Linked DNA regions of Homo sapiens: all the other regions are linked to region 1. Evidence: chromatin contacts called from ENCODE Hi-C or POLR2A ChIA-PET data. All regions are on one chromosome and are shown on one strand. The core of a region is the stretch at or near the end of the contact, and the rest is flanking DNA. Distances in the headings are between cores, read along the strand shown.

What was found. Hi-C counts contacts between places; a loop is a spot of excess contacts on that map. ChIA-PET counts read pairs that join two places held with the same protein, here RNA polymerase II (POLR2A). Pooled maps may share reads with other maps.
Region 2: a loop to region 1 is called in a map of endothelial cell of hepatic sinusoid, with 3 times the contacts of the local background. The contact joins the promoter of KCNJ6-AS1 here to the promoter of DSCR9 in region 1. A Hi-C loop is called at or near these places in 1 of 168 maps with a recorded cell type or tissue (endothelial cell of hepatic sinusoid), 1 of 37 single-sample maps with no recorded cell type and 3 of 50 pooled maps. POLR2A ChIA-PET finds 5 or more read pairs at or near these places in 2 of 52 experiments (A673 and activated CD4-positive, alpha-beta T cell).
Region 3: a map with no recorded cell type shows a loop between it and region 1 (7-fold over the local background). The contact joins the enhancer-like site here to the promoter of DSCR9 in region 1. A Hi-C loop is called at or near these places in 2 of 37 single-sample maps with no recorded cell type and 2 of 50 pooled maps. POLR2A ChIA-PET finds 5 or more read pairs at or near these places in 2 of 52 experiments (AG04450 and B cell).
Region 4: a loop to region 1 is called in a pooled map, with 5 times the contacts of the local background. The contact joins the enhancer-like site here to the promoter of DSCR9 in region 1. A Hi-C loop is called at or near these places in 4 of 168 maps with a recorded cell type or tissue (gastrocnemius medialis, heart left ventricle and right cardiac atrium), 19 of 37 single-sample maps with no recorded cell type and 13 of 50 pooled maps. POLR2A ChIA-PET finds 5 or more read pairs at or near these places in 7 of 52 experiments (AG04449, Caco-2, HEK293 and 4 more).
Region 5: a pooled map shows a loop between it and region 1 (2.7-fold over the local background). The contact joins the enhancer-like site here to the promoter of DSCR9 in region 1. A Hi-C loop is called at or near these places in 1 of 37 single-sample maps with no recorded cell type and 5 of 50 pooled maps. POLR2A ChIA-PET finds 5 or more read pairs at or near these places in 1 of 52 experiments (MCF 10A).

What each region holds. Positions count from the first base shown.
Region 1 is chr21:37,206,107-37,210,104 of GRCh38, forward strand. DSCR9 (Down syndrome critical region 9) reads left to right here and starts at 2,397. Exons shown (of 3, transcript NR_026719.2): 1 at 2,397-2,438; 2 at 2,548-2,650. RefSeq lists enhancers at 1,061-1,897, 2,196-2,385.
Region 2 is chr21:37,516,300-37,520,361 of GRCh38, forward strand. KCNJ6-AS1 (KCNJ6 antisense RNA 1) reads left to right here and starts at 2,337. Exons shown (of 8, transcript NR_183540.1): 1 at 2,337-2,743. It overlaps DYRK1A (dual specificity tyrosine phosphorylation regulated kinase 1A), which reads left to right. Exons shown (of 12, transcript NM_001347721.2): 12 at 1-4,062.
Region 3 is chr21:37,630,378-37,634,533 of GRCh38, forward strand. The region is part of intron 3 of KCNJ6 (potassium inwardly rectifying channel subfamily J member 6); the gene reads right to left. The region is part of intron 1 of KCNJ6-AS1 (KCNJ6 antisense RNA 1); the gene reads left to right. Among named protein-coding and RNA genes, the nearest start is that of KCNJ6-AS1, 110 kb to the left of the region's middle. Within about 2 kb of position 1,399, at least 3 of the 41 ENCODE cell types and tissues checked have a DNase peak (open chromatin) inside an H3K27ac peak, as active enhancers do.
Region 4 is chr21:37,554,893-37,558,718 of GRCh38, forward strand. The region is part of intron 1 of KCNJ6-AS1 (KCNJ6 antisense RNA 1); the gene reads left to right. Among named protein-coding and RNA genes, the nearest start is that of KCNJ6-AS1, 38 kb to the left of the region's middle. RefSeq lists enhancers at 2,378-2,437, 2,648-2,827. Within about 2 kb of position 1,262, at least 4 of the 41 ENCODE cell types and tissues checked have a DNase peak (open chromatin) inside an H3K27ac peak, as active enhancers do; they include gastrocnemius medialis, where a contact is called at or near this core.
Region 5 is chr21:37,656,122-37,660,425 of GRCh38, forward strand. The region is part of intron 3 of KCNJ6 (potassium inwardly rectifying channel subfamily J member 6); the gene reads right to left. All of the region lies in intron 1 of KCNJ6-AS1 (KCNJ6 antisense RNA 1), which reads left to right. Among named protein-coding and RNA genes, the nearest start is that of KCNJ6-AS1, 140 kb to the left of the region's middle. Within about 2 kb of position 3,015, at least 10 of the 41 ENCODE cell types and tissues checked have a DNase peak (open chromatin) inside an H3K27ac peak, as active enhancers do.

The sequences.
Region 1 (3,998 bases), core at 1,147-3,646:
CAAATGTCAATTCCCAATGGATCACAGTCCTCAATATGGAAAGCAAAATAATGCAGCTTCTACAAGAAAACAGACAATCTTCCTGCCCCTGGAATAGGCAAAGATTTTAAGGAATCACTAGCTCCAAGAATAAAATGTTGATAAACTGGATTTTGGTCTGCACTAAGAACTCTTAAGTTGCTGTTGAGAGAGTGAAAAGGCAAACCATGAAGTGGAAGACGCTGGTAATCCACACTTCCAACAAGACTCCTCCAGAATGTACAAATAACTACAAATCAGTAAGAAAAAGATAACAATATATTAGAAATAGGCAAGAGATTTGAATAGGCACTTCGCAAGTATCCAGATGGTTTGTAGGCATTTTGATAGCCACATTTGTTCAAAATCAATCACCAAGGAAATATAAATTAGAACATTGCTGGCAGGGTGATAGGGTTTGGATTCGTGTCCCTGCCCAAATCTCACGTCGAATAGGAGGAAGGGCCTGGTGGGAGGTGATTGGATCATGGGGGCGGATTTCCCCCTTGCTGATCTCATGATAGTGAGTCCTCATGAGATCTGATAGTTTAGAAGTGTGTGGCATTCCCCTTTGGCTCTCTCTCTCCTGCCCCCATGTAAGTCATGCTTGCTTCCCCTTCACCTTCCTCCATGATTGTACATTTTCCTGAGTCTCCCAGCCATGCTTCCTGTTAAGCCTGTGGATCTGTGAGTCAATTAAACCTCTTTTCTTCATAAATTAGCCGGTCTCAGGTAGTTCTTTATAGCAGCGTGAGAACGGACCAATACACAGGGTATTTTAAGTTGTCTTGAAGTTTCCTGGTTCTAGCAGGTAGGACCATGTACTTAGCAAGGACCTGTTTTGCTGTTCTCTGGGGCATGGGTGAAGGTCTGGGGTGTGAGAGGCTACAGTGAGCTGTAATCACACCACTGCACTCCAGCCTGGGGGACAGAGTGAGACCCTGTCTCAAAAAACAAAAAAAAAAATTGAATCATGTATACACTTATATCAAAAACCAATGTACTCCTGATTACCTCAACTTATTATGTTGGGATTATTGAGGTCTATAGTATCTGTATGGTGGAAATACCGTATAATGCAACTCTTCCCAACTCTGTGTTTAGTGGGGTGACACTGGTAGCTTGAAATCAACCATCGTTGGAGTACTAACACCACAGTCATTGGCAAATGCTGTTTTGCTTCCCTGGAAAAGCTGGTAAAGCCTGGAGTTCTGCTGGTCTGGTGGTGCTGGTCTGGTGGTGCTTGATACCTTTCTCATTTCACATTTGAAATGGTGATTCAGGCACTCAGCAAACCCTGCTGGGATGATTTCTGCTGAGAGAGCTCCTTCCCATTGCTCTTTGGCTAGGGTCCTCACTTCCCTTGCCACCGCCTGGCCTTGCCTGGTTCTCTGCCATCCTGGAAAGGAGACACTGCTCTCTGCAGCGTCTCTGGCCCAGAGACAGGCCGAGTCTGTCATTGCATTAGCCTCTTAGTGGTTCCTTGGGGGCCACTCCCAGCAGAACCTCTGTCCCTGCCACAACAGGTCCTGTGCTACGAAACACCAAGGAAGTCCCCTTCCTGCCTCTGGCCAGGCCCTGCCTGAGAGGGTGCATGTGAATGCAAAGCAGGTCTGTTTCAGGAGTGCCCAAAAAGAAGCCACCAGGAGGACACCTCCATGCCAGAGGTGACTCATCTTACCTCCCAGAGGAAGGACTGGGGCCGGTCCCTTGGCCTTGCCAGGACAGCCTCCACAACGAGCAGCTGGTATGGTTACAGGGCTCCTGTGGCAGGCACTTTCAAAGAGACAAGCTTGCTCTCTGTAACATGTGCCTTTGTGTCAAACAGACCTGTCATTGTTTTCAGCAAATACCTTGGGACTTCAGTGCATAAATACCATTCTAGGTATTTTTCAGAAGTTGTGTATAAAGGCATTCTGCCTAATTCCTTCAGTCCTCTATTTCAGTTTCTATTTATTTGGTGTGATAGAAAGCTCTTAATTTAGATCTCCCCACCGCCAGTTCCAAGAAATCTGCCACCAGCTCCAAGCCTCATGTCCTGAAGTGCCACCTCATTCCCGCGGGGTGAGCCAGCAGCCTCTGAAAAGAGGAAGCCATTGAACAGATCACACTGTGCCTCCCGCCGCTGGCTGCCGCCCCAGCGCCAGCAGGACTCCGGCTTTGACTGGGGACTCACTGGAGGCCACATCGCTTTTGCTTCCAGTTTCCAAACTGCCACCACCTCGAAACTGCCAGACCTTTGAAAGCTGAGGCACAGTGCCTCACCCCTTCCTTCAGAAGACTGTCCAGCTCCCCCTCCTTCCCCTCCTCCCTCCCCCACTGGGGACCTCTCCTAGGGGAGGGGTCTGGTGTCCTCAGCTGGCTCCTCTCCACCTTCGCTTCTACCCGGGGGCTCCAGTGCATCTGGCTTTATCTCTGGGGTGAGCCATGCGGCCCTGGTCATCTGGACGGGCCACTGAACTCCACACATTCACCTGTTCACTGGCTCATCCATTCATTCATCTGGTCTCATGTGCTGCCCTGTTCTAGGTGCTTCCATACAAAGGGGACAGAAGAGATGATGGAAGGCCTCAGTACTGCAGGAGGGGAGACGGATGTCATCTACAATCACACAATACATGGGAGGTCACAGGTGATCCCGAGGAAAACGAAGCTGGGAAGGGGATGAGGGAGTCTCTTTGTCTAAACTTGACCCAGGTTTAGACAGAAGCCAGGAACGGCGTCATCTGAGTGCAGCCTGAGGGACGGGGGAGGAGGTAGGGGCAGGGGCGGGCAGTCAGGCAGAGAAGCCAGTGGAGCGATGCCCGCTAGGGTGTTTCCAGAGCCCGAGGAGGCCAGAGCCGCTCTTTGCCTGGAGGATTGTACAGAAGTGGGGATTCCCAGGGGGTGGATGGGGGTGGGGGCTGGGGGGCAGTGGCCTGAGCCTGGCAGCTCAGGGATTCATGCGGCAGGCGGTGCAGCTTGTTGGTCAACCTCATGAAATACTAGTTTTGCACGTGGCCTTAGACTCTGGGGACTTGGTCTGGGGCCAGGTAGGGGGCATTTCTGATGTGATGTCACCTGTGTTACTCTATCCGTCAGGGCCTTACGGAGCCCTTGCTTCCTCCAACACCCCCACCGGCTTTCTCCTGTGGCTTAAAATTGACCTAGTCAGTCCTGCCAGTGGGTCTACCCTGCAGGCCCATGGGAGCACCCATGGATCCCAGTCCTGGCCCAAGCACCTGCCCTCACTGCTACCCACCCCAAGCCATCAGCCTCATTCTCACTTTACCTCCTCACACCTGGTTTCACTGAAGCCTGGGCCAGCCCCCTCAACCCCTTCCCAAGCTCCCATCTACCCCTGCCACAGCCCTGCTCCCTGCAGCAGGGGCCTCAGAAGTTAGTCTCTTGGAGCGCTGGGGTTAAATGAATGTGCCTTGCACATACTAGCTGCTCAGTAAACACAAAAAAACTCAACCCAGGCTCCAGAACAAGAGCCACACCCCACAAGCTGGCTGTGGTGGCCTCTGAATCTGAATTCCCACCTCCATGTGACCTTCCTTAAGCCCCTCACTCCAGCCCTGCTCTTCACCATCTCCCAACATGATATTTACTAATGGTCATTTCAGGTACTGTGTTACCTGTCCACAAACATTGCAGCATTTAATTTCCCCAAGTACCCTATGAAGAAGAGATTACTCTTGCCTGCATTTTACAGACAAGGAAATAAACCTAAAAGGTTAAGTGATTTCCCCAAGGTCATGTAACTGGAAAATGTCAGGATTTGCACTTGCTAAGCCAACTCTCTCCTCTAGCCATTCTGCTTCTTCCTCTTAATACAAAACCCACTTGTCCCCCAAGGTTCAGCTCAGGTTCCCATGCCAAAACCAAACCTTCTTAGGCATGCAGGTGGCAAAAGCCTTGGAACCCCTGTTTACTACTGCTCACCCTCACACCACGGCTGCAGTGGCTTTCCCCTTCACGTTTGCTCATGAGGCTGA
Region 2 (4,062 bases), core at 1,087-3,586, 310 kb after region 1:
CCCAGACTTCATTCAGATTTCTTAAAAATCTGCTAGGGATGTCTGTTGACCAGACGTTGGAAAACCTTTGGTGTCAGGGAGAGTAGAGGAGAAGTTCTGATTTTCATAACCCTGGTTTCTTATCTAGGCCTGTTTCCTTGCGTGAAAACATACATCACCAAGTAATTTGTAGTACAAAGAACAAGAGAAGAAACCCTAAGAAGATAGCTTATTTGTTATCCTCCCTTTTAATGACTAACCTTAATCCAAATGAATCCACTGAGAACCAGCCTGTGGATGCCTACTGGGCTTTCACCCTGGACCAGGAATTTTTGACGTATGCCTGTGTTGAAGGCACTGGATGCTTGTTTTGTGGAAGACATGTTCATTGAGGTAAGTGGCTCATCGCTTGGTGTGTTTGGCTCTCTTTGGCATTATGCATAGCCAAGGTCCCAGATTTTGGCTGCTCTCAGTGGGTGTTCTTGCATCAGAACTTTAAAAAAAATAACACTACCTTAACACTGAGACTGTCAGGTATTTGTCAGTATTTATTTCTAATTTCCTACTTTAAATCTTAGGAGACAAAGTGTTTCTCCAACTGGACGCTGATTTGAAACACAACTAGAATGCTACAGGTCTCTCTTCCAGTATGCAGCTGCTGTACCTGAAAATTTTTCCCCATAATTTCCCATCTTTAGGGTATGTCCCTGTTATCAGGTGTGGAATTAATGTGGGTAAATTTCCATTTCAGTTGAATTTCCTGTCATCCCCAGCAAAACCTGTGAATCCTTCTTCAAAGCATAGAGGAGGCAGAGACAAGTCTTAAACCGGCTTCCCTTCGCTTTTACCAGGTAGCCTGGTTCAGTCCCAGCTGGGTCCTGAAGGAGCACAGTACTAGAGCCTGAGTCATGTTGACTATTAATAAAGTGCATTAAGTTTGGGTCAGGCAAAGTGGTGGCAAAAGTTCATGATGCAGGACAGAGGAAACAAGTGGACAAGACAAGTGGAGCCCAGCTCTGTTCGCATGGGAGGCCGGGCGATGCTGGCATGGGTGTGGTTGGCCGAGTTCTCATAGCTAGAGAAAGGCCGTGTAGGTATAAGTGCTTAATGTTTCATCTGTCTGAAAGACCAGCTATTTGATAATCTTCCCGATTAAATTTCTAAAATTGCTACTTTGGGAATTTTTTTCTTTATTCTTGTAAAGTTTTGCTTCCATTATATACTCATTCATTAGTCAGTGTACTTGCCCCTGAATTCCATATCTGAAACTGCAGTCACGGGAGATTCAGAGCCAAGGGCAAAATAAAGTGGCAGGCACTGGGTGTGTGTGGTAGTTCTGCACTAGGGTGGCCAGGAAGCAGCCAAGCAGGTGTGCCGGGCAGGGAGTTGTTAATGAACACCCAGGCAAGAGGACGGGCCTGAGCCTGAGTGTGGCCAGCAGAAAGTGTTGAGTTGCTTAAAAGAGACCCTGGGAGGATGAATTTGGAATCATCATCCACTCACTGTTGGACAGAAAGACTGCAGAGAAGGGCACTGCTGGGGTGGGGTTTGTTAACTCCCTCTGAAATGAAAGAAAATACCTCTAGTGGCATGAAACGGCTAAGTTTTTTTTAATGTTACTTCTTTAATTTTAGAGACGGTGTCTGGCTTTGTCACGCAAGCTGGAGTTTGGTGGTGTGATTGCAGCTCACTGCAGCCTTAAACAACTGGGCTAGGTGATCCTCCCATCTCAGCCTCCCAAGTAGCTGGGACTACCTGTGCACACCACCATGCCTGGCTGTTTTTAATACGGGGTTTTGCTGAGTTGCTCAGGCGCTCCTCAAACTGCTGGCCTCAAGTGATCCTCCAGCCTGGGCCTCTCAAACATAAATAGGCTGGGCGTGGTGGCTCACGTCTGTAAAGATTTAAAGCGGAAAAGCGGAATGCAGTGAAATAGCATGAGAAAGAGCGTTTTTATGTACATCACAGACAAGCCTTGTTCTGCTGAAGAGGTGATGCCACGAGGTGGGGAGGAGCTCACTTCAGGCACCACTCCCACTTCCATTGCCCGCAAATCCAGGAAAGAAATGACTAATGAACTCTAGTGATCGCAAACTGCTCAATCGGTACTCATCAATTTAAAATGACTGTCCAGCCTTGCTGCACACTAAACTCATCTGTAGAACTTTATAAAACCACGGATGACCATCACACTAGCAGGATTTTAGATTCAGAGTTGGGGTGGGGCCTGGAGCTCTGTTTTCTGAAACTTTGCGGGCCATTCTGAACCTGCAGCCAGGCAGGACTCTGGCAAGAAGAGGCGTGTGGCTAATATGACGGAAGTCTGAATCCAAGGACTTTTTTTTTTTTTTTTTTTGGAGACAGTCTTGCTTTGTCTCCCAGGTTGGTGTGCAGGGGTGTGATCTCGGCTCACTGCAACCTCCATTTCCCAGATTCAAGCGATTCTCGTGCCTCAGCCTTTCAAGTAGCTGGGATTACAGGTGCACACCACCACACCCAGCTAATAGTATTTTTGATAGAGAGGGGGTTTCGCAATGTTGGCCAGGCTGGTCTTGAACTCCCGACTTCAAGCTATCCACCTGCCTCGGCCTCCCAAAGTGCTGGGATTACAGGCGTGAGCTACTTCACCCAGCCCCAAGAACATCTTGAAATGGAGTTTGATTACCAAAGTTTACATAGAGTAATGGATAATTAAAATTTTCAATTTATGGTGCATTACAAAATGTTATAAACAAGCCTCCGGGAAAGGCAGAAATTGCCAGATGTAAGTATATAAAACTTACACAGTTTGTTCCTTTTTGTTGTCTTCCCTTGTGGAGATGGGTCAGTGTAACATCCTATTCATTAATAGCTCTCAGATGTCCCATGAGAATGGCACATGTTATTTCCCAACAGTGGGAATGGAATTAGTTCCTTTATATCTCAGTCTCATCTGGTCTTGTAAGCCGGTGAAGGGTTTCCCAGGGCACCAGCCACCAGCTCTGTATAGTAGTTACAGTTTCCCTCTCTAGAATCCCAAAGAGGTTCAGATCCCACTGCTCCTCTCATTGGCTTCGTGACCCTGGGTACGCTGCTCAACTTGCGCAAGGATTACTGTCCGCTTTGTACAATGGAGATACCTATAGTGTCCACTTAGGAGATGCTGTGCATGCCTCAGTGAGGTAATGTCCGCAGAAAGCACAATGCCTAGTATGTAGAAAGTGTCCGATAAATATAATATGCGGCTAAACAGCGGAGTCCACAGCCTGAATGGAACTTCTTTTTCTACGTAAATACAGCAAACAATGCAGGGAAATGAGGTGGACAGTGTTCTCCGTGGAGGGCTAAACAGCATTGCTTTCCAGCTGACTTTTATTTTTGGAGTCTGGGACTAGGTGTTAACATTCCTTTACTAGTTGGTTTTGCATACCGCACAGTCCCTGCATCTATTTAAGAGTTTTGAGGTTTGTTGTGGGAAGTTTTTTTTTTTTTTTTTTTTTTTGAGGCGGAGTCTCGCTCTGTCGCCCAGGCTGGAGTGCAGTGGCGCGATCTCGGCTCACTGCAAGCTCCGCCTCCTGGGTTCACGCCATTCGCCTGCCTCAGCCTCCAGAGTAGCTGGGACTACTGGCGCCCGCCACCACGCCCGGCTAATTTTTTTTGTGTATTTTTAGTAGAGATGGGGTTTCACCATGTTAGGCAGGATGGTCTCAGTCTCCTGACCTTGTGATCCATCTGCCTTGGCCTCCCAAAGTGCTGGGATTACAGGTGTGAGGGAGTTTTTCGGTAGTTTGCTTTGCCTTGATAAACTATATGATATTTAAATGTTTTATAAGGATGGGTTTTCAGTAGAATTTCTCTGTACAACCTCAGGGAGACTGCCTGGAGGAATAACTGTGGTAAGGGTCTGTTTTTGAACAGGCATGGTCATTAGACCCTTGTGATCACGCATCCAGGGGCCAGTCCCCACCCTTTGCTCCCACTCCAAGGAAAGTCTGTTACATTTTTAGCCTTCAGAGGTTTGATGTAGATAGGAAGAGATGAGGGTGACAGAAATCAGCTCTTAAGTTTATAAATAAAACAGGGATATTATCGGGGAAGCTTTTG
Region 3 (4,156 bases), core at 149-2,648, 420 kb after region 1:
TTCCTTAGCATTTGCACAGTGCTTCAATATTGGAGGTTCCCAATAAGTACTTGCTAAGTGAAAAGAGTGGACTTGGGGAACTATACAGAAACAGCTTAATATTGTTCGTTGGCCATGTCTGAATTTATTATTAAATAAAAAGATGGCTTGTGAGTCATTAGAAAAGAAAGTGGGAGATTTCTGCTTCCATCATCATGTCAGTCTGCATATGAAGGACCCTTAGCTAAGATATAACACAATGCTGGAAAATTACAAAATGTCTTACCTTTCGTTTTATGTATTTGACAAGTAAAAATTATACATATTGATGGTGTACATGATATTTTGATATACGTGTATGTTGTGAAAAGGCTAAGTCTAGCTAATTAACATAGCCATTACCTCACACACTTATTTTTTTGTTGTGAGAACATTTAAAATCTACTCTTAGCAATTTTTGGGTATATAATGCATTGTTGTTAATGGTAGTTGCCATTTGCATTTCTATTTTTGTGACAGTGCTTGTCCTCTCCTTTATCTTGAATGCCCTTCCCATAGTAAAATGCTGCTCATCTTTCAAGAGCTAACTAATGTGTGGTCTCCTTTCCAAAGCACATTGTGACCAACCAGTCTCTTGCTGGAACTATCGAGTTCCAGGCCACCATAACACTTCAGTGACCTATCACAGCACTTATCAGAGTGTTTTACAGCAGTTATATGTGTCTGTTTTCCTTGCTGAATTGTGAATGCCCTGAGGATCTATTGGTCTTATTTCCATATTCCTTAGCATTTAGCACAGTGCTTCAACATTGGAGGTTCCCAGCAAGTACTTATGGTTAAGTGAAAAGAGTAGACTTAGAGAACCATACAGAAACAGCTTAATATCGTTCATTGGCCATGTCTGAAATGTATTATTAATGTTAAATAAAAAGATTGCTTGTGAGTCATTAGAAAAGAAAGTGGGAGATTACTGCTTCCAGCGTCATGTCTGTCTGCAGATGAAGGACCCTCAGCTAAAATATAATACAATGCTGGAAAAGTACAAAATTCATAATTTGAATTAAACCTGAGTTCAATAAAAGCAAGAGATGAGCCTTCTGGGGCTGGTGAAGAGGGAATAACACGCCTATTCCTTCCCACCAAGTATAGTTGAGGCCTCTGGACAATGTACAAAATGAAACCACCTGAAGACTCTAGAAAGTTCACAATAGCAGGACGATTGGAGAAGGGAGTCAAAACTTGAGGAATGAATCGTCTGAGGATAAATTTTTCTGCCTTCCTCTTTTATTTTCTGGCTTTAACCTGAGAGTGGCCCCAGTGTAGAACTGGGGCCCCAATGCAGAACAAGTGCTGGCAAGAAAATCTCAGAGAGAAACCCTGCCTTTCTAACCGGAGGACCAGGAAAAGGTGCTGCTGTGAGTCAGAGACGGGAGTGGGAATCCCCGTTAATTGAGTGTGAGGACTTCCCCACCAGCCCTGAGTGCAGCCTTTGTCCTCAGCTGCTCTGCAGTGCAGCGGTGACACAGGTGCCAAAAACTGAGAGAGAGCCTGTCTTTTTGGACCGAGTATTGGGAAAGGGGAATTCCAGGGACCAGAGTTTGTGGCTGCATTTTCCTCTTTCCTCTGACTGCTTTACCCTAAGAGTGGCCCCGATTGTGTAAAACAATGCAGCAGCCCAGGTGGCTCAAATGCTGAGCAAGTCTTGGCTTTAGAGAAAGAAGTATCAGAAAAGGAGGCCCGGGAGCTGAAAGTGGGGGCCGACCGGGGGGAGGGGTGGATCTCACAGAGGAGAGAACTGGAGAAGAGGATTTCCAGATTCTGTGTATGAATTGATATAATCGTGAGCTTTGCATGCACAGGACGGAAAACAATAAGAAAAGATGAACTTAAAAATTACCTCGTTTTGGAATATATGACCACACTTCTAAATGTCAAAGAAGAAACCATAATGGAAATTTGATAGTACTTAGGACTGAGTGATATTGAAATTCTAAATATAAAAATTAAAGGGCATATAGAAAGTAAGAAAAATTTATATGCCTAAATGCATATATTAGAAAACAAGAAAGTCTGAACATTAATGTTTAGAATATTCAACTGAAGACATTAGGAAATGAACAACAGAATTAATTCACGGGAAATAGGCAACAAAGATCATTGTATAAATTAATAAAATATAAAACAAGTCAACCACAGTGAGAATCAATAAAGGCAAAAGTTGTTTTTTGAAAAGTCTAGTAAAATAGACAAATCTCTGATCAGACTGGCCAAGTAAAAGGTGTAGAAGGCAAAAATAAATGGCATTGGGAACTCAAAGGTATACATAACTTTAGAAACAGCAGAGACTGAAAACACAAAAGGAGATTATAATAACTTAAAAATATAGACGAAATGGACAATTTTCTAAATCATATAAATTACCAATACTTATTTAAGTAAAAATAAAAAGCAGAGATACCTTATAACCAATTATGAAATTGAGCCAGTGATTAAAAACTTGCCATAAAGAAATTACAAAGCCCAGACAATCTTAAAGATGAGTTCAATGAAATATTCTAGGAAGAAATCATGATAATTTTACATAAACTCTCCTAGGAAATAGAAGAATCATTTCCTAACTCATTCTATAAGGCAAATAATCTTGATAATAAAGTCATAAATATAGTACAAGAAAGAGAGAAAAAAAGGGAGAACACAAGCCCATATTATTCACTTGTGTAGCTACAAGAATCCTAGAAGAAATATTAGCAAACCAAATCTAACAGTTTAGAAAAAAAGACACCATGATCAAGTTGGGTTTATTCCAAGGAATGCAAGGGTGGTTTAACCTTAGAATACTGATCATATAATTTATCATGTTAAAAGATTGAAAGATCATTTAAATATGTGCATAGAATTCATTTGATAAAATTCAAAAACCACTTATGATGAAACTTCTTAATAAACTTTGAATATGAGACCAACTGTATCTACCAAAAATCTAAACAATCATTATTTTTGATGATGATGATGATCAAAAGTTAGGATTGTTTAAAGTCAGGACCAGTGATTTTAAATACAGATGCAGTAAATGCTTGCTATCACCTTTTCTATTCAGTATTTTACCAAAGGCCTTTGCCAGTAAAAATAAGATAAATACAATAATTTGATTCAAAAATAAATGAAACTTTCATTATTTGCAGATAATATAACTGTGTACATAGAAAATCCACAAGAGTAGTACAACTATTAGGATTACTAAGAATGTTTAGCAAGGTGGCTAGAATTTAAAAATCTATGCAGAAAACTTATGTATCTTTTTATATACCAGCAACAAATAAAAGACATAACAGCAACCCTTCACCATTTCCTCTAGCAACAAAAAAAACCCTAGAAATCAATCTAATAATAGAAATATAAAACCTTTATGACAATTTACAAATTATACAATTTGGGAGACAGTAAGGAAGATTTAAATAAATGGAGAGATATATCATGTTCATGGATAGGATGATTAAACATCCTAAAGATGTCAGTTTTTCCCAAGTTACTTTATAGATTCAATACAATCCCAACAAAACATTCTTAAAGTCAAAAAAAAAATGGATTTGACAAATCCTTTCTTACACCATGAGGAAGTACAAAGACTCAAAAGTCAAAACACTCCTGGAGAAGAACAAACTGTAGGGACTCACTCTATTAGATCACAGGACATATTTAGTAAGTATGGACATGTGCAACAGGAAACACGTATGATTATGTTCATAGCAGTTGTTATACTTTGGATATTTGTCCTCTCCAAATCCCAGGTTGAAATTGGATCCCCAGTGTTGAGGGTGGGGCCTGATGGAAGGTGTTTGGGTCATGGGGTGCTTGGTGCCACGCCCAAGGTAATGAGTAAGTTCTCGTTCTATCAGTTCTCATGAGAACTGACTGTTTAAAAAGAGCCTGGCACCTCCATCCCCTCTCTCTCTTCCTTTCTCTCTTGCCATGTGAGCGTCATGCACCTGCTCCCTTTTCCCCTTCTGCAATGAGTGGAAGCTTCCTGAAGCCCTCACCAGAGGCCGGGGCCATGCTTCCTGTACAGCCTGCAGAATCAAGAACCAAATGAACCTCTTTTCTTCATAAATTACCCAGCCTCAGGTATTCCTTTATAGTAACACAATGAACTAGGACAGCAGTATCATTTTTAACAAAT
Region 4 (3,826 bases), core at 12-2,511, 350 kb after region 1:
GGAAACCGTATTTTCTGTTTTCTGCTTTGGTTCTCAGAGAAGGCAACGGTTGTGTTGGGCCGGTAGGTGCAGGGGGAAGTATGCCAGCAGAAGTCTAGGAGTCAAGGACCCTGGAGGTGGAGGTGAACGGAGGGACACCCACTCACTGCTGGTGAGCGGGCATCTTAGCAGTAGAAACCTACATTTTGGAGACTTGGATATTGTTGCTATTTATAGTTTCAATCATGATTCCCCTTAGTTTTCTCCATCTTTTGCTTTATTACTTTTTTTTGCAAATGTCAGCTAATTTTAGTTATACTCGGGATAAGGCGATTGGAATTTTGATGGGCATGGTAGAAATCAGAGTTAAAAACAACAACAACAGCAACAACAAGCAGAACTCCAAGGGGAAGGTGAAGCTTGGAGGTTAAATGCTGAGAGCCCTGAAGATGACTGGAGCCCCTGCTCCCATTCCGCAGCATCTCCTAGCCCTCTTCCCTGCTTAACCTTTGGAGGGTCTTGCACTTTTGTTTTAAGAGGAAGCTGTTCTGTGTTCTTCACAGCTGATTACTTGCTACCAAGGAGGTGGCATCTCCAAAAACTTGCCTTCAACACTGGTTTGTGGCTGTACAACAGTCAAACAGTTTCTCAAAGTGTGCTTTGTGGCCCGTCAGCACCTGAAGCCCCCAGGGGCCTGTCAATTGCAGAATTCCAGCTTCCTCTTCAGACTGACTGCATGAGTCTAAATATCTGAGTGGCTGGACCTCCAGATCTTCATTTTCAGCACACAACTACTTAATTTTTCAGCACACCAAAGTTTAAGAGCCACTGCTGCAAAATCTCAGCAAGTTGAGCTGAACTCTGAACTCCCTCTTATCTCCACAGTCCCTAAATGGGGAGTATCATTTTCCCAGCTCCAAGGCGACATGCCTGAATTCCTTCAGCTTGAGTGGCGTGAACAATGTGGGTGCCTTTAAAAGGCTAACATGCTGCCAAAAGATAACCACAGGTGGACATGGCTCTGGATGGGACTCAAAGATGTGGGTTGTTTCCAAAGATAGCAATACCAAACCCGTGCTGATGACTCTGTGTGTCTATATGTGTGTGAAGCTGAAGAGCCTTATATAGCGAGGTGAGGCCCCAGGAAGGATTTGCGGAGTACAGTGCGTTCCGCACGCTCTTGAACGTGCGTGTTCTCAGAACTCTGATATGTGTGTCTCGGCAGCTGATCTGTAAGGAGGTCACCACGTGTCCACATCTATCTTTGCAGACTGCCCCATCCAGCTTAGTGAACAGCTGATAAATGCCTGTAGCAAGCAGAGCGAGGCAGCTGAGCCAGAACTTTTACAAATGGGAGCAAACATCTGCCGTGGTTGCTCGTGGTAGAGGGGCTGTTATTAGTGTTATTACAGTTGGGGATGGATAAACTGCGGAGCCTCAGATGGTTCTGTGGAGATGGACCAACAATGGCACCACAGGTAAGAAGAGGAAAGGCACACCCGGCAGCCACTCCCTCTTGTTCAAATGTTGTTCTCTTGGTTGTTTGTTGATTCTCCCATTGTATTAGTTCATTCTCACACTGCTATAAGGACATACCTGAGACTGGGTAATTTACAATGGAAAGAGATTTGATTGACTCACAGTTCCACAGGGCTGAGGAGGCCTCAGGAAACTTGCAATCATGGTGGAAGGAGAAGCATATGCATCCTTCTTCACATGGCAGCAGCAAGGAGAAGCACAGAGCAAAAGGGGGAGAAGCTCCTTATAAAACCATCAGATCTCATGAGAAACGCACTATCGCGAGAACAGGATGGGGGAAACTGCCCCCCATGATTCAATTATCTCCACCTGGTCCCTCCCATGACACATGGGGATTATAGGGACTACAATTCAAGGTGAGATGTGGGGACAGGCACGGTGGCTCACTCGTGTAATCCCAGCACTTTGGGAGGCTGAGGAGGGCAGATCACTTGAGGTCAGAAGTTTGAGACCAGCCTGGCCAACATGGTGAAACCCCATCTGTACTAAATCCCATTAGTATATAAATTAGTCTGGCATAAAATATAAAAATTAGTCTGGCATGGTGGCAGGCGCCTGTAGTCCCAGCTACTCGGGAGGCTGAAGCAGGAGATCACTTCAACCCAGTAGGTGGAGGTTGCAGTGAGCCGAGATCACGCCACTGCACTCCAGCCTGGGAGACAGAGCAAGACTCCCTCTCAAAAAAAAAAAAAAAAAAAAAAAAAAAAAAAAAAAAGAAAAGAAAAGAAAAGAAAAAAAAGAAGAAAGAAAGAAAAAAAGAGATTTGGGTGGGGACACAGCCAAACCATACCACCCATCAAAGCAGGGCACTCTCTTCCCTCACCTGCTTTACTTTTCCTCAAAGCACCCACCATCCCCTCTGGCATAAACGCCTGGATTTATTCCCAGTCCCCTTCCTGGAACATGAACCCTAGGGGAGGCTTCCGGGATGTTCTGCTCACACATGGGAGGAGCTCAAAGAGCCTTTGTTGATTGAATCGATGATAGACAAGCTATCTCAGAGGAAGATTTGAAGTGACTGGGAGCTCCTTCTCAACCCTCTCCCTGAGACCTGCTCACAGAGCATGAAGTCTAAATTCTGGCTCTGAATGAGTCTGAGCAACGCCTGAGTGCCCAGCAACCTCAGCTAAGCACAGCAAGTTTCGGTTTGTGGCTTCCTCCCTGTGCCGAGCAGATCCCATCCTTGGGGAGTCCCCAGCCGGTCTCCACAGTGTCCAGACACCACGGTTCTCATGAGGCTCTACCCTCCCTGACTTCCACTCATCCAAGGGCCTCCAAGTCTTCAAGGCCAGCTCAGGCCCAGCCCTCCAAGAAACAGTTTCTTCTGATGACACCAACCCATCCTGATGTTTCCTGATTCCCAGTTCCTATGGGCTCCAGGCCTATTGCAGTCCAGGGCTCTGCTACTGAAGCTCTGGGTCTCACCAAGTGGGAGGTATGACTGTTCATGGGATCAACAGACCCCAGAGTCCAAGGTCCAGGGCTCTTAGATTAGGTAGAATCTGGTAAGATAGTAAGATACTACCAGATACTGGTCAGGCGTGGTGGCTCATGCCTGTAATCCCAGCAACTCAGGAGGCCGAGGCAGGCGGATCACGAGATCAAGAGATCGAGACCATCCTGGCCAACATGGTGAAACCCTGTCTCTACTAAAAATACAAAAAATTAGCTGGGTGTGGTGGTGCATGCCCTGTCGTCCCAGCTACTTGGGAGGCTGAGACAGGAGGGTCGCTTGAACCCGGGAAGCAGAGGTTGCAGTGAGCTGAGATCGTGCCACTGCACTCCAGGCTGGTGACACAGCAAGACTCCATCTCAAAAAACCAAAAAACCAAAGATTCTACCAGATACTACCCACAGTGTACCCCATGCATAATACCTAGTACACAGTAGAGTACACATTAGGTGCTCACAAATCCCTGTTGTTTAATTATTCAGGCTCCATCTCCATAGGTACCATGATCAGTTTTTTCACACATTCCTCTCTTTAGGGTCACAGTATGTGAAAGATCCCCTGATGCATTTTTTAAACATTTTATCAAAGTAAGAGATGCATGTAGTTGAAGAACTGTGTAGAACTGAAGGGCACGGTATGGTGAGAAGTGGTGCCTCCATCCGTTCCTTACCTCCCGGAAGATGACGCCTTCCTCTTCAATCTTTTAAGGACCCTGTGAGTATATTAGGCCCACCCAGATAATCCAGGACCATCTCCTCATCTCAAAGTCCTTAACTTAATCACATCTGCAAAGTCCCTTTTATCACAGAAGGTAAAAGTCATGGGTTCCAGGGATTAGGTTTGGGACCAATTATT
Region 5 (4,304 bases), core at 1,765-4,264, 450 kb after region 1:
GCTGTGCCCTCTCCAAATGATACACCCCTGCTCCACAGGCTGGCATCAGCTGGCCACACCCCTTCTCCCTGCTGAGCAGCACAGGAGATGCTGACTCCTGGCTCTAGTGCTTTCATCCAATCATTGGGGGTTCTTCCTGCTGTGCTCAGGGTCCACAGAATCTTGACAAGCTCCTCACACAGAAGACACAGGCCTGGTCTGTGCATGCCAGCTTCAGATCCCTCATGAATGCTAAGGGGCTGCCTTGATGTCCCCACCAGCTCTCCTCTCCCTGCTGGGGCCTTCCCGGGCTGCAGCTGCAGACCCAGGCTGAGTCAAAGTGGTTGGTTTGTGGGGTAGACGATGAGCTTTAGCATGGTGGCCCCCCACCCAGGCTCACATGTGGTACTCTAACCTCTGAGGTGGGCCGCATAGCAGCCTCCCTTGCCCGCTCCTCTCCCAGCCTCCCCATGGCTCTGCAGCCCTGCAGGGGTGGTGCAGCTGGAGCTGGAGCGGCTGGGGCTGGCATGGGACACAAGGGCGATTCTTATCTTTGTCCTTTCCCCGGCCTGCCTGAGCTGGACGGTGGCTGGAGATCAGACCCTTGGCTTGCCTTCTGTCAGGGACACTGTCCTCAAAACTTGAGGATGGAAGAGAAATTCACATTCTACGTGGCCAAGCCTCCTGTCTCTCTTCTCTGGGGAGGGGAGGCTGCTTTTGTTTATGCTTCCTTCTCTCTGCTGGAAGAGACTATAATGAGAGGATATTTTCTTGTCCTTTGGCCCAAGAAGTTGGCACCCCAGCGCCAGGGTACTCAATGATGCTTGTGCTTCCTTCCCACCCAAAGAAAAGTTCCAGGGGATGTCAGTGATGGCGCTGTCCTGTTCTGCCATTGGAGGTCCTAGAAGATGCAGAGAGGTTGCTTCTTGGAGAGGAGGGAGGGGACAGGGTGTCCTGCCCTGGTACCCACATGGGCCTTCCTACACAGGGTGAGGAGTCTGAGAAGCCAAGGGGACCAGTCCACCCAGAACCCCTGCCTCACCCCCAGCCGGTCCCCAGGTATCTGGGACCTGGGAACTCTCTCCTCCAACGGCCCTGATCCAAGGCCTGTGCTGGCTAGAGTCATGGAAGGGTGGCTCAGGGCTGCAGAGCTGGGGATGGGACTTGGGGAGCTGGTTGGGGTGAACCTACACACGTCACCAATGACCCTCACTGGATGAGACAGGAGATAAGGGTGGGAGAGAAGAGGCATGTCCTGGGGGCCCCATTTGTGCTCTTGTTCTGGCCCTGAAAACCTTAGGGGTGGGTCTGGGGTGAGGCTCAGCAGTGGGAGCCCTGGGAACCTTCTCTGCCATAAGGACGGGGGATTCTGAGACAGGTGAGGGTCTGCCTAGTGTGCCCAGAAAATAGTTCCTGCTCTTCCTTAGTAGCACAAGCACTGAGGCTGCCTGCTCCCAGCTTGACAGGGGTTCACTAGGACCCCTTCCTCTCCTCTCCCTCCTCTCAAAGAGATTGGGGACTCAGCTGGGATCGTTGGGTGCCTGTAACAAACCAGAGGGGTGCCCCTCACTTTCTGGACTCAGTGAAAATCAGTCTTCTAATTTTGCCCATATCATTCCTGATGAAAATTCAGTTAAGTGAGGTCTTAGAGAAGAGGTAGTAGAGAAAGTGGTAATTTCTCATAACTGACCCGCCCAGGCCACCCTCTGGTTTAGAAAAGTCCCTGCTCCATGAAGGGAATTTTCTGGGGGAGACGGCATCTGAGAAATCAGTATTTCACGACGGTGTCTTTCCAGTGATGGTTCTGCAAGCTGGTAGAGTGGTGAGTCGGGATTTGAACTCAGATCTTTGGCCACCCAGGTTTTCCTTGCCTTGCCTTGCAGGGCTGGTCTTAGGCTTCAAGATTCATTTTTGTAGTTTGTGGGTTTTCTCTTAAAACGAGGCTCTTATTCCTGCAAATATTTACAGGTTACTTTATTCTGTGTGGAACAGAATTGCTTCTAACCTGGTGGGGGCAGGGAACACTGCAGTAAGGGCTCAATTAACTGATTTCACAGTGGTCACGACTCAGACATTCATTTTAGAGATTAAGTGGAAAATAAAAGAGATCAGAGCACCTCAAGCATACAGCAGGAACGCACAGTGAATTAAATGGAGAGATGGAAGTATTTGGTCCCTGAAGACGAGCATGACATTGCGATTTAGCTTGGATGAGAAAACTGAGGTTTCTTGGAAATGCCTACCCACGTGGGGGAATTTCTCTGTCAAGTTTCTGCTGCTTTGCAGCCATTTAAAATGGGTCCTGAAATATCTGCAGTGCAGAACATCTGAGAAGAGCTTTTCATTTGCTAGAATGTTGCAGCAAGCAGGCTAAGCGATGTTAGCAGGCAACTTTGTGATAGATTTAGAAAGCCCCGAAGAAATGGGTGGTGGTGATACAGAGAGATTTTTTCTTTCCTTTTTTTCCTTTTTTGGCTTGTCTGCAGAATAGATGAAAAGAGAAAATATACCCAGATACTTTGCTCACTCTCCCAAGTGCACACTAGGCAATGTAAGCTCCAGAGGCAGCGCTTACAGGAGGGGAAGGGACGCTGAGGCCAAGAGTGCTGGCTCACTGGGGTGGAAGGGACTTCAGAGGGCGTTCCTCACTCCTCTTATTGCAGGTGAAGAAACAGAGGCAGTGGTCCTTTGCCCCAGGCCATTCAGCTGGCCAGTAGCGGAGCCCAGGGCTACCCAGATCCTCCAATGCCCAGGCTGGTCCTCTTTCCTTTCTGACCCCAACACATGAAGAGTCCATCTGGAAATGTTGGCTCCCACACTTCAAAACATTAAACTCCTTGTTCTCTTTCTCCAAATGATTAATTTGTTTTCAGTGTTTACATTAGCTGGAAGCCAAGTTGGGAACACTCCTAACTCGTTTCTCAAACAAGATGTTTTTAAAATGAAGTTTCCCAGCATGGAATGCTTTGCTACTTTGTAAGGGCTTCAGTTGCTAAGAACTTACTGCACCTGTGTCAAAACTGTGCTCTCAGGGCCCCTGGTGGAGTCCAGAAGAAGAGTTCCACGCAGTCCCTGTTTTTCTTTTTTTTCCAGGAACTCCTGGAAACTGAATCACAGATCAGATCATGTTGTTCCACAAGAACGATGTGTCACTGTGAGGCTGCATTCCTGACCACGAACTGAGCACCAAATAAGTCATGGACATGCACCAAAAGGTGTGACCCAAGGGAGGCAGGGTGAGCCCCATGTCTCAGAACATCCTCGCGGACAGCAAAGCCCTTGATGTGGTGGAGTAGGGGCCTGTGGCAACCCCTCACACATGGCAGGTCCTTTGCAACCCCAAGTGCTTCAGATGCTACCAGCCCTCCTTGGGCAGGTCTGAGATGTGACAGAGAAGAAGATGAGAATGGAAAAAGAGAAAGAAGAGCGGAAAACTAAAAGAGGGAAGGGCAGAGGAAAGAGCAGAAATGCAGTCTAGCTGGAGGGCAGGCTGCTGGCTCCAGCCACTGCCTCAGATCCCCCCGACCTGGGGTACTCAGGAGTCTGAGTGGGTACAGGGCTATAGCCTCAATTTCCCCATCTGATGTGGGACTTGCCTTGACCCAATGCCTGGACCACAATCATCCCTGATACCTGAAGCCTCCATAGATATGACTCTTTCTAACGTTTGCTGCTTCAGGATTCAACCTTGTCCACTTTTGGCTTCTTCATGCCCTCTCCAATGAGCAGTGATTCAAAACCTTTTATAAAACTACCCATCACTATCATCTCTGGCAACATGGCTGTCTAGAGAACTCAGAAAACTGTCTCCCTCTGTAATGTTTAAAATGCTGGCTATATTTCAGAAATGTAGATGGCTGCACATGACAAAGTTAAAAAGAAAGGGAAGTGTTCAGAGGTCAAAAGAGGATGCCAAAGTCCAGAGAGCTGCAGGAATGCTGGAGGGAGGCTGCCCTGGGGCAGGTGCTAACCCCATGACCTCAGGTGGCTTTGGTGTGCCCACTTCCTGGGGACTTGGCACAGCAGCTTGGGTGAGACTCACGTGCAGAGCTCACTGTCCAGGCAGCTTTCCCAAGAGGCACCTGCCTGGGCACACACCTACACTCTCTTCCTTTTTTCTTTCACAACTGGTCCCCTCCAACTTGACCAAGAAAGGCCATGTTTTACCAGGATTCCTGCCACAGGGTGCAAGGCCCTAGACAAAGGGGCGAGAGATAAGAAATATCAGTGCTGTTGGACACCCTTCTAATAGTGGCATCATGTGCCCCAGGCTGGCTTCGGGGCTCTCCTTCTCTCCCATGCTCTACCCTGAATGGGAAGCACTG